3 separate regions of the Homo sapiens genome follow, and regions 2 and 3 are each linked to region 1. The links are chromatin contacts, found by Hi-C or POLR2A ChIA-PET in ENCODE. All regions are on one chromosome and are shown on one strand. Each heading gives the region's core, a stretch centred on a gene start or an enhancer-like site at or near the end of the contact. The rest is flanking DNA. Distances are from core to core; before and after follow the strand shown.

The links. A loop is a pair of places that touch in the nucleus more often than their neighbours do. ChIA-PET counts read pairs that join two places held with the same protein, here RNA polymerase II (POLR2A). Pooled maps may share reads with other maps.
Region 2: a loop to region 1 is called in a pooled map, with 8 times the contacts of the local background. The contact joins the enhancer-like site here to the promoter of USP36 in region 1. A Hi-C loop is called at or near these places in 4 of 50 pooled maps. POLR2A ChIA-PET finds 5 or more read pairs at or near these places in 2 of 52 experiments (A549 and activated CD4-positive, alpha-beta T cell).
Region 3: a loop to region 1 is called in a map of B cell, with 32 times the contacts of the local background. The contact joins the promoter of SNHG20 here to the promoter of USP36 in region 1. A Hi-C loop is called at or near these places in 1 of 168 maps with a recorded cell type or tissue (B cell), 1 of 37 single-sample maps with no recorded cell type and 6 of 50 pooled maps.

The regions. Positions count from the first base shown.
Region 1 is chr17:78,839,559-78,842,640 of GRCh38, reverse strand. It overlaps USP36 (ubiquitin specific peptidase 36), which reads left to right and starts at 1,827. Exons shown (of 21, transcript NM_001385174.1): 1 at 1,827-1,905. It overlaps LOC124904067 (a long non-coding RNA gene), which reads right to left and starts at 1,527. Exons shown (of 2, transcript XR_007065923.1): 1 at 1-1,527. RefSeq lists silencers at 1,340-1,439, 1,900-2,419 and an enhancer at 1,560-1,749.
Region 2 is chr17:79,996,401-79,999,313 of GRCh38, reverse strand. All of the region lies in intron 3 of TBC1D16 (TBC1 domain family member 16), which reads left to right. Among named protein-coding and RNA genes, the nearest start is that of TBC1D16, 38 kb to the left of the region's middle. Within about 2 kb of position 1,598, at least 11 of the 41 ENCODE cell types and tissues checked have a DNase peak (open chromatin) inside an H3K27ac peak, as active enhancers do.
Region 3 is chr17:77,087,219-77,089,918 of GRCh38, reverse strand. SNHG20 (small nucleolar RNA host gene 20) reads right to left here and starts at 1,276. Exons shown (of 3, transcript NR_027058.1): 1 at 970-1,276; 2 at 648-766. MIR6516 (microRNA 6516) reads right to left here and starts at 502; the gene lies at 422-502. It also overlaps a transcript of SEC14L1 not described here and SCARNA16. RefSeq lists enhancers at 795-904, 240-1,174, 1,095-1,404, 671-1,870.

The sequences.
Region 1 (3,082 bases), core at 578-3,077:
GTGAGAGACCTACGTTGCATTTCTTTCTTTTTTTTTTTTTTAGACCAAGTATTGCTCTGTTGTCCAGGCTGCTGGAGTGCAATGGCACGATCTCAGCTCATTGCAACCTCCACCTCCCAGGTACAAGCGATTCTCCTGTCTCAGCCTCCCTAGTAGCTCGGATTACAGGCGTGCGCCACCATACCCAGCTAATTTTTGTATTTTTAGTAGAGACAGGTTTTCACCATGTTGGCCAGGCTGGTCTGGAATTCCTGACCTCAAGCGATCTGCCTGCCTCGGCCTCCCAAAGTGCTAGGATTACAGGCGTGAGCCACTGTGCCCTGCCTTTTTTTCTTTTCTTTTCTTTTCTTTTGAGACGGAGTCTCGCTCTGTCGCCCAGGCTGGAGTGCAGTGGCGACATCTCAGCTCGCTGCAACCTCCGCCTCCTAGGTTCAAGGGATTCTCGTGCCTCAGCCTCCTGAGTAGCTGGGATTACAGGCGCCCACCACCACACCCAGCTAATTTTTGTATGTTTAGTAGAGACGGGGTTTCACCATGTTGGCCATGCTGGTCTCGAACTCCTGACCTCAGGTGATCCGCCCACCTTGGCCTCCAAGTGTTGGGATTACAAGGGTGAGCCACCGCGCCCAGCCCAAGGATTCTTACAGATAGGGCATAGTCTCAGCATCAGACTAATATGGTTATCTTGTTTGCTTTTTTCAAAAAACACCAGCGCCCAGGTAATAAATACAAGGTGAATTTTGTTCCAAGTACATCTAGCCTCTCTCCCCATCTCCAGTCCCTGCTTTAGGATCCGTGGGGAGGGCATGGAAATTCGTTTTGGGTTGTTTACCTGTGACTTCACCCTACTCATCATTCCTACTTACATCAAAAAAGACACAGCAGATACGACTGTGTTTGCAAAGTTCTGCCTTTTGGATAAAGTAGTTTATGCCCATCCTGTGCTTCTCTGAGTTTCTGAGGTCAGGCCAGGAACCAACACTCTCAACCTGCCCAAGGGAATGGGGAGGAAGCCAGCGAAGTTGCCTCAGATCAAGAGGATTTTTAAAAATACTGCAAAAGAAATACGTGCTCACAAATACTCAGCTAAAACCTTCGCAGAGCTGTCAGAGGACAAAGCTTTTGGAGGGAGTGGGTGGAGCTAGAGATTGCACAGCCGCCACCAGCCTACAAAGGTCAAATCTCACACTCTCAGATCCCTAATTCCGAAGAGCCATTTCCTCGGCAGCCCCAGGCTTTGGCCGATCGCTCCCAGATCCCTCCCTCCCCAAACTGCAGGTGCTCCGCGTGTGGGAGTCACGGATGGCCCCAGAGCCCGGGACGTTAAGGCCGAGCGCCCGCGCCTCCGCTTCTCCACAGCCACCTGACGGCCAGGGGCAGGTGGGGGAGCCCAGCCTTCTCCCTGCCCGGGAGACAGCGCGGGAGGGCTGTTGCAGGGGTGGGCAAAGTCCCTCGAGTCCCCGTTCTGGGGCGGGGGCGCGCGCCACTGTCACACTTCAGGCGTCCGCCACGCCGCCAGGTGTGCTCGGCCGACCCGGAAGTAGCGGCACCTCTAGTGCGCTGCGGAGACGTCACCCTGCCGCGGCACAGGGGCGGGAGCGCCTGTGGCTCTGCGCACTTGCGTCATCACGTAGGCTGGCGGGGTCCCGTGATGGGGAGGTGACGTAGGCGACACGGAAGCGGCGGTGGGCGGGGACAGGGAGTTAGCGGAATCTAGCCCCGCCTCTTAAAGCCTCCCAACCCTTTCGGAGTTAGCGCAGCGCGAACGCTGGGTGCGGCGCCTTTAAGCGTCGCGGTGACACGTGTGTGAGGCGCCGGAGGCCCGGATGGTGCGCGTGCTGGGCCGCGGGCCGAAGGAGTCGCCAGGGCTGCGTAGGCTTGTGGCGCGCCCGCGGAGAGGCCGGGGTAGGCTGGGGTCGGGTCGGGGCGGTGCGCAGGCCTGGGGACGAGACCGGGGCGGGGGGTTCCGCGAGGCCTGGGGCGCGGGAAGGGCTGGCGGGCGCAGCCGGGACGCTCAGGGAGAACGTGGGCGCGGGTCCGCGCAGGGCTTCGGCCGTCCCCGAGGAGGACCCGGGATGCTCCGCCCGCTCGCGAGCTCGCTTCTCCAGAGCCCGGGTATTCCCGAGGAGGGTCCGGGGCCGGGCTGTCCTCGCCGGTCTCCGCCGTCCCCCGGGCTCCGGGCCGGTGATGGGGGTCGCCGGGGCCCGCTGTCTGTGCAGGATTCAGGTCAACTTCGGAGAGGTTGAAGTCGGAATCAGGGCGAGGGCGTCGCGTGCGGCCGCAGAGCTCAGCGGGGCGGGTGCGGCCCCGGGGCGGGCACCTTCCTCGTGGTTGCGGAGGAGGCCATGGAGCCCGGGGCGGGGTGCGGTTCCGATGCTGCTGCTTCTGGCGGGTGGCGTGGGGGTCCTGGGCCTGGGGCTGGAGTGGCGGCCGCCAAACCCAGACACACGAGAGGGGAGACTCCGCGCGCCCCCGTTTACGTAACGCTCGCCACGGAGCCATGCTCGGGGAGAGGTGCTCGGGTCGCTGTGTCCGCGGCCGGGCTCGGGGCAGGCGCTGCGGAGTCGCCCGGGAGGCCCCTGGAGCGCGGCGCTGGGCCCCGGGAGGCCGCTGCTTCCGTGGGCTCCTCTCCCCAGCACGTGGTTGACCCTGCGAGCGTCCGTTGCAGTTCATCCTGGAAAAGTGACTTTAGAAGGAGGAGGGAGCGGGAATGAGCCTAAATGGTGCTGGCTGGGGTTCGCGCAGGTGGAAATGTGGATGAGGCCTGTGCTGTCCTTGGACAAGAGAGAGCATCCTTCCTGAGTTGGGTAGAGTGTGGATGGTGTGTGCGTCGGAGGGATTGCTAGTGATTACAGGAACACTTGTCTCGGGCTCCTACACGTCAGAGAGCGAGCGAGCGTTGTTTAGGTTATTGCTTAATGTTTTAGGTGGAATTGGTGAAGTAGAGATTGACCTGTCCCACTTGAAAAATTGTGTTCAAAATCTCTGCATCTACATTAAGGAGTGGGTTAAGTTCAAAGTTACTTATCTCGAGTGAAACTGGGTTACATCTCCCAAGGTTCGTTTATCCCCTCCCTAAGTG
Region 2 (2,913 bases), core at 349-2,848, 1.2 Mb before region 1:
CCACCACACAATGTATGTTAATTGGCATGGCTGTGTTCCATTAATTTTTTTTTTTTTTGAGACAGTGTCTCACTCTCTCGCCCAGGCTGGAGTGCAGTGGTGTGATCTTGGCTCACTGCAACCTCCACCTCCTGAGTTAAAGCAATTCTCCTGCCTCAGCCTCCCGAGTAGCTGGGACTACAGGTGCCCACCACCACACACGGCTAATTTTTGTATTTTTACTAGAGATGGGGTTTCGCCGTGTTGGCCGGGCTGGTCTCAAATTCCTGACCTCAGGTAATCCCCCCGCCTCGGCCTCCCAGAGTGCTGGGGTTACAGGCGTGAGCCACCGCGCCCAGCCCCATTCACGTTTTATTAAGGATACTGAAAGTGGAATTTCATATAATTTTCATGTGTTGTGAAATATTCTCCTCTGGATTTTTTTCAACATTTAAAAATGTTCAAAACCATCCTTCACATGAAACCTGCACGCAGGTGTTTGTAACCACTTCATTCATACGGGCGCGGTGGAAGCAGTCAGGATACCCTGTGGTGGTGGGTGGATGTGCGAACGGTGGCGCTTCCCTGCAAGGGAATATTGTTTATGGATAAAAGGAAATGAGCTGTCAAGCCTTGAGCAGATGTGGAGGATGCTGAAATGTACATTGCTACGTGGAAGAAGCCAATCTGGGCCGGGTGCGGTGGCTCACACCTGTAATCCCAGCGCTTTGGGAGGCCGAGGTGGGTGATCACTTGAGCTCAGGAGACCAGCCTGGGCAACATGGTGAAACCTTGTCTCTACAAAAAAAAAAAAAAAAAATTATAATAATAATACAAAAATTAGCCGGGCATGGTGGCTCACACATGTAGTCCCAGCTACTTGGGGGGCTGAGGCAGGAGGATTGCTTGAGCCCAGAATGCGGAGGTTGCAGTGAGCTTAGATTGCACCACTGCCCTCCAACCTGGGTCACAGAGTGAGACCCTATCTCAAAAAAAACAAAAAACACCAGTCTGAAAAGGCTGCAAGCTGCATGATTCCAGCTCTAGGACATTCTGGAAAAGGCAAAATTGTGAAGACAGTAAACAGATCAACACCTGCTGGGGGCTCAAGAGGAGAAAAAGATAAATGGGCAGATACTGGATTCCAAAGGCAGCGACACTATTCTTTTTCCTTTTCTTTTCTTGTCTTTTTTTTTTTTTTTTTTTTTTGAGACAGAGTTTTGCTCTTTGTGCCCAAGCTGAAGTGCAATGGCACAATCTTAGCTCACTGCAACCTCCACCTCCTGGGTTCAAGCGATTTTCCTGCCTCAGCCTCTTGAGTAGCTGGGATTCCAGGCTCCCGCCACCACACCCAGCTAATTTTTGTATTTTCAGTAGAGACGGGGTTTCACCACGTTGGCCAGGCTGATCTTGAACTCCTGACCTCAGGTGATGCACCCTCCTTGGCCTCCCACAGTGCTGGGATTACAGGCGTGAGCCACCGCGCCCGGCTGCAGTGACACTATTCTGTGTGAGGCTGCAATGATGGACGCCTGCCACTGTGTCTCTGAAACCCCATAGACTGTACAACACCAAGAGTGAACCTAGTAGAAGCCCTGAACGTCAGTTATTACTGATAATGTATCAATATTGGCTCATCAGTTACAGCAAATGTACCACGCAAATGCAAGACATTAATGGTATGGGAAAGTGTGTACATTGAGGGGAAACTCGCTGTACTCTGCTCAGTTTTTCTGTGAACCTAAAATCGCTCTAAAAAAGAAAGTCTATTCATTTAAAAAAGTCTTCGTTCATGGGCTGTACAGAGGCAGAGGGCAGCCTCAATTTGGCCCTCGGGCCATGGTTTGTGGATCCCCCGGTTTAGGCTAACAGTGCCCAATAGAAATGTAACGTGAGCCACCTCTGTGATTTAAAATTTTCCATTAGCCACGTTTAAAAGTTTTTATTTCGAAGTAACTACAGGAAGTTGCAAAAAAAAAAAAAGTACCGGGAGGCCCTATACACCCTTCACCCACTTCCCCCCATGGTGACATCCTGCATAGAAGCATAGTACACTCTCCAAACCAGGAAATTGAGGTTGGTACAGTCCACAGGTCTCACGGGTATTACAGGCACCCATCTGTGCTTGTGTGTTTAGAATCCTGTGCCACTGGGATACATGTAGCTTCCGGCAACTACTACCACTAGCTAGACGCAGAACCACTCCCCCACCGCAGGGTTCCTCCACGCTGCCCTGGCACAGGGCAACCACTCCTCTGTAAGAATTTTACGTAACTGGAACCCTGCATGATGTCAGCTTTGAGATGGACTTTTTTTGGTTCAGCATCATCCTGTGAAGCTCTATCCAAGCTGTCCTGTGTGTCAAGAACTTGTTCCTTTCTACTGCTGAGTAGCAGCACCCCACGGTCCACGCGCTCACGGACTGATGGACATGAACCATGGCTTCCCATTCAGGGGCGACTGTGAATAAAGCTACTAGGAACATTCATGTGTGGGGTTTTGTTGGAACCTAAGTTTTCGTTTCTCTAGGATAAATTCCCACAAATGCACTTGCCGAGTCATATGTGGATTGATTGTGTGATTAGTTTTTTAAAATACGTTTTTTATCTAGTAAAAATAGAGACAGGGTTTTTGCCATGTTGCTCAGGCTGGTCTCGAACTCCTGGGCTCAAGCAATCCTCCCGCCTCGGCCTCCCAAAGTGCTGGGATTGCAAGCGTGAGCCACCGTTCCCGGCCTATGTGCTTAGTTTTTAAAGCAATTGCTAAACTGTTGCATAGAGTGGCTGGGCCGTTTTACACTCCCACCAGAAATTTACGAGTGCCTTGTTTCTCCACATCCTCATCAGTATTTGAGGTTGTCACTATTATTTTTTTTAAGCATCCTGATGGGTGTGTAGTGACATCTCATTGTGGTTTTAATCAGCATTTCCCTAA
Region 3 (2,700 bases), core at 27-2,526, 1.8 Mb after region 1:
CAGCCTCCTGAGTAGCTGGGATTACAGGCACATGCCACCATGCCCAGCTAATTTTTTGTATTTTTAGTAGAAATGGGGTTTCATCATGTTGGCCAGACTGGTCTCGAACTCCTGACATCAGGTGATCCACCCGCCTCGGCCTCCCAAAGTGCTGGGATTACAGGCATGAGCCACTGCACCTGGCTGAATTATGCCCTCTTAAGTGTGATCATTTAACCTTGTCTCCCTAACTGGGTTGTAGTTCCCAGAGAACAAGGGCCATGACTGTTTTCTTCATCTCTGTATCCGTAACATTTAACATGATGTCAGGCCAATGTATCAACAAATGTTTATTGAATGAAAGACATGACAGTAACATTGTTTATGAAGTTTTGAAAAGCAAGGGCTCTCTGATACTAACTACAACCATTTTCTTTAAACGTAGGTCCTGTTTGCAGTATCATACATGATCATCAAACTGCTGCTAGAATGCTCACACCTGTTACTGCAAATTCAAAACCCAGGAAAGACTTCTTCCGGGAATTTACTTTAGGTCAGGGTTGGGCTGCCTGGTACCATGCTGCACCCACAACTTGGCAGGCTCAACAACACAGGAGCCTTTCCCCAGACCGTCTGACCTGAACACTTTGTCACCATGCTTGACATACCTGGATGCCCTGCTGAGGTCACTTCGAATGCTCTCATCAACGAGGGGCAGGAAGAAAATAGTGGTTGCTGCATGTTTTCAGCCAATCGTCGGGGGATATTTCTCATTTTCTGTTGAAACCTTGGGGGAAAAAGTAACATAATGTGCTTTAAAAGGACAAAAGTCATTCGACGCTTACCACACTCCTAGAAACCTGGGCTAACCCAGCCAGGGACCCCAATGCTTTTCTGCTGGCTACGGGGCCTCCCTACAGCTCCTCATTCCAATTTCGGTGGCTGTGTGCGGACCAAGTTCTCTTTTGTCGCCTCCCGTCCAAGCCCTACTTGCGATGGGAGAAGCCGTCCCCGAAATCCCGGGCGCCGTGGAGGGGGTCTGGTCTCTGGGTCTCTGGTCACCCGGTCAGTGCCTCCAGCCCCCGGCAGAGCTCTGTTATCGTCCCGGGGCGAGCCCAATTCCGCAGGCTAGGGCCGATGGCGGCGGAACTGTGGTCAGGGCTGCCCTGAGTCATCCTGCGGACTGCGAGTCGGCGACCACCAGGAGGCGAGAGCGGGTTTCCCCTCCAACAGGCCAAAGCACGTGTCTCCACTTACTTCCCACTCCCCTGGGCGGAAGTAGCTCCGTCAGCAACTTCCGGCCGGAAGTGATAACTTACCATAGAGATAGCAGCTAGAGAGTCGATGACTTTGGATCTGGGTCATCCAAGCCGGACTTAAAGGGGTCGCAGCCCGCGCGGTGTGATTAATGGGGACTAGAGCCTGGGCCAGAGGGGAGGGCCCTGGAGCGAGGGAATCAGAAGGAACATCCCATTTCTTGAAAGCCCGCTGGGTTCCTGGAGCCGTGAAAGCATTATCTCTCTACTCCTCATGCAACCCTCTGAATTAAGTGCAAAGACCACTCCTGTCTTGTAGATGAGAAGTGGGGCGCTCCGGAGATGCTTGGTTACTTTTCCAAGCACAGCCGGCCAGGAAGTGGCAGAGCTGGGTTCACACCTAAGTCATTTCTGCTCCAAACCCAATGCCCTTTCCACCACCCCAGGTGGCAGGAAGGAGAAAGCTCAAGAGCAGAGGGGCTACGTGAAGATGCAGGCCGTCCTGGCCTATTGGGATACCCCCTGAAAAGCCTATTGCTCCAAAAGACCTGGTAGATTCCCGACAGTTCACTGTCTGTGGGCACAGGAAGCAACGAACAGGAATCTTGCTCTGAGTCTAATCCCACAACCAAGGAAGAATTGCTGGACCTTGTCTCAGAGGCGTTTGAACCAGAGCAACTCCATCTTGAATAGGGGCTGGGTAAAATAAAGCTGAGACCTACTTGGATGCATTGCTAGGTCATACAGCTCATAAAGACCTTGCTGATCAAACAGGCTGCAGTAAAGAAGACGGCCAAAATCCTCCAAAACCAAGATGGCTATGAGAGTGACCTCTGGTTGCCCTCACTGGTACACGCCCACCAGCGCCATGACAGTTTACAAATGCCGTGGCAACGTCAGGAAGTTACCCTACATGGTCTAAAAAGGGGAGGCATGAATAATCCACCCCTTGTTTAACATATCACCAAGAAATAACCATTAAAAAAAAAAGGCCAGGTACACTTTGGGAGGCCGAGGCAGATGGATCACTTGATGTTGGGAGTTCGAAACCAGCCTGACCAACCTGGTGAAACTCCATCTCTACTAAAAATACAAAATTAGCCAGGTGTGGTGGCACACACTTGTAATCCCAGCTACTTGGGAGTCTGAGGCAGGAGAATCGCTTGAACCCAGGAGGCGGAGGGTGCAGTGAGCCAAGACTGCACCACTGAGGCCAGGCATGGTGGCTCGACCCTGTAATTCCAGCACTTTGGGAGGCCAAGGCGGGCAGATCACCTGTGGTCGGGAGTTTGAGACCAGCCTGACCGACATGGAGAAACCCCGTCTCTACTAAAATTACAAAAAATTAGCCAGGCGTGGTGGTGCATGCCTGTAATCCCAGCTACTTGGGAGGCTGAGGCAAGAGAATTGCTTGAACCAGGCAGGTGGAGGTTGCGGTGAGCCGAGATTGCGCCATTGCACTCTA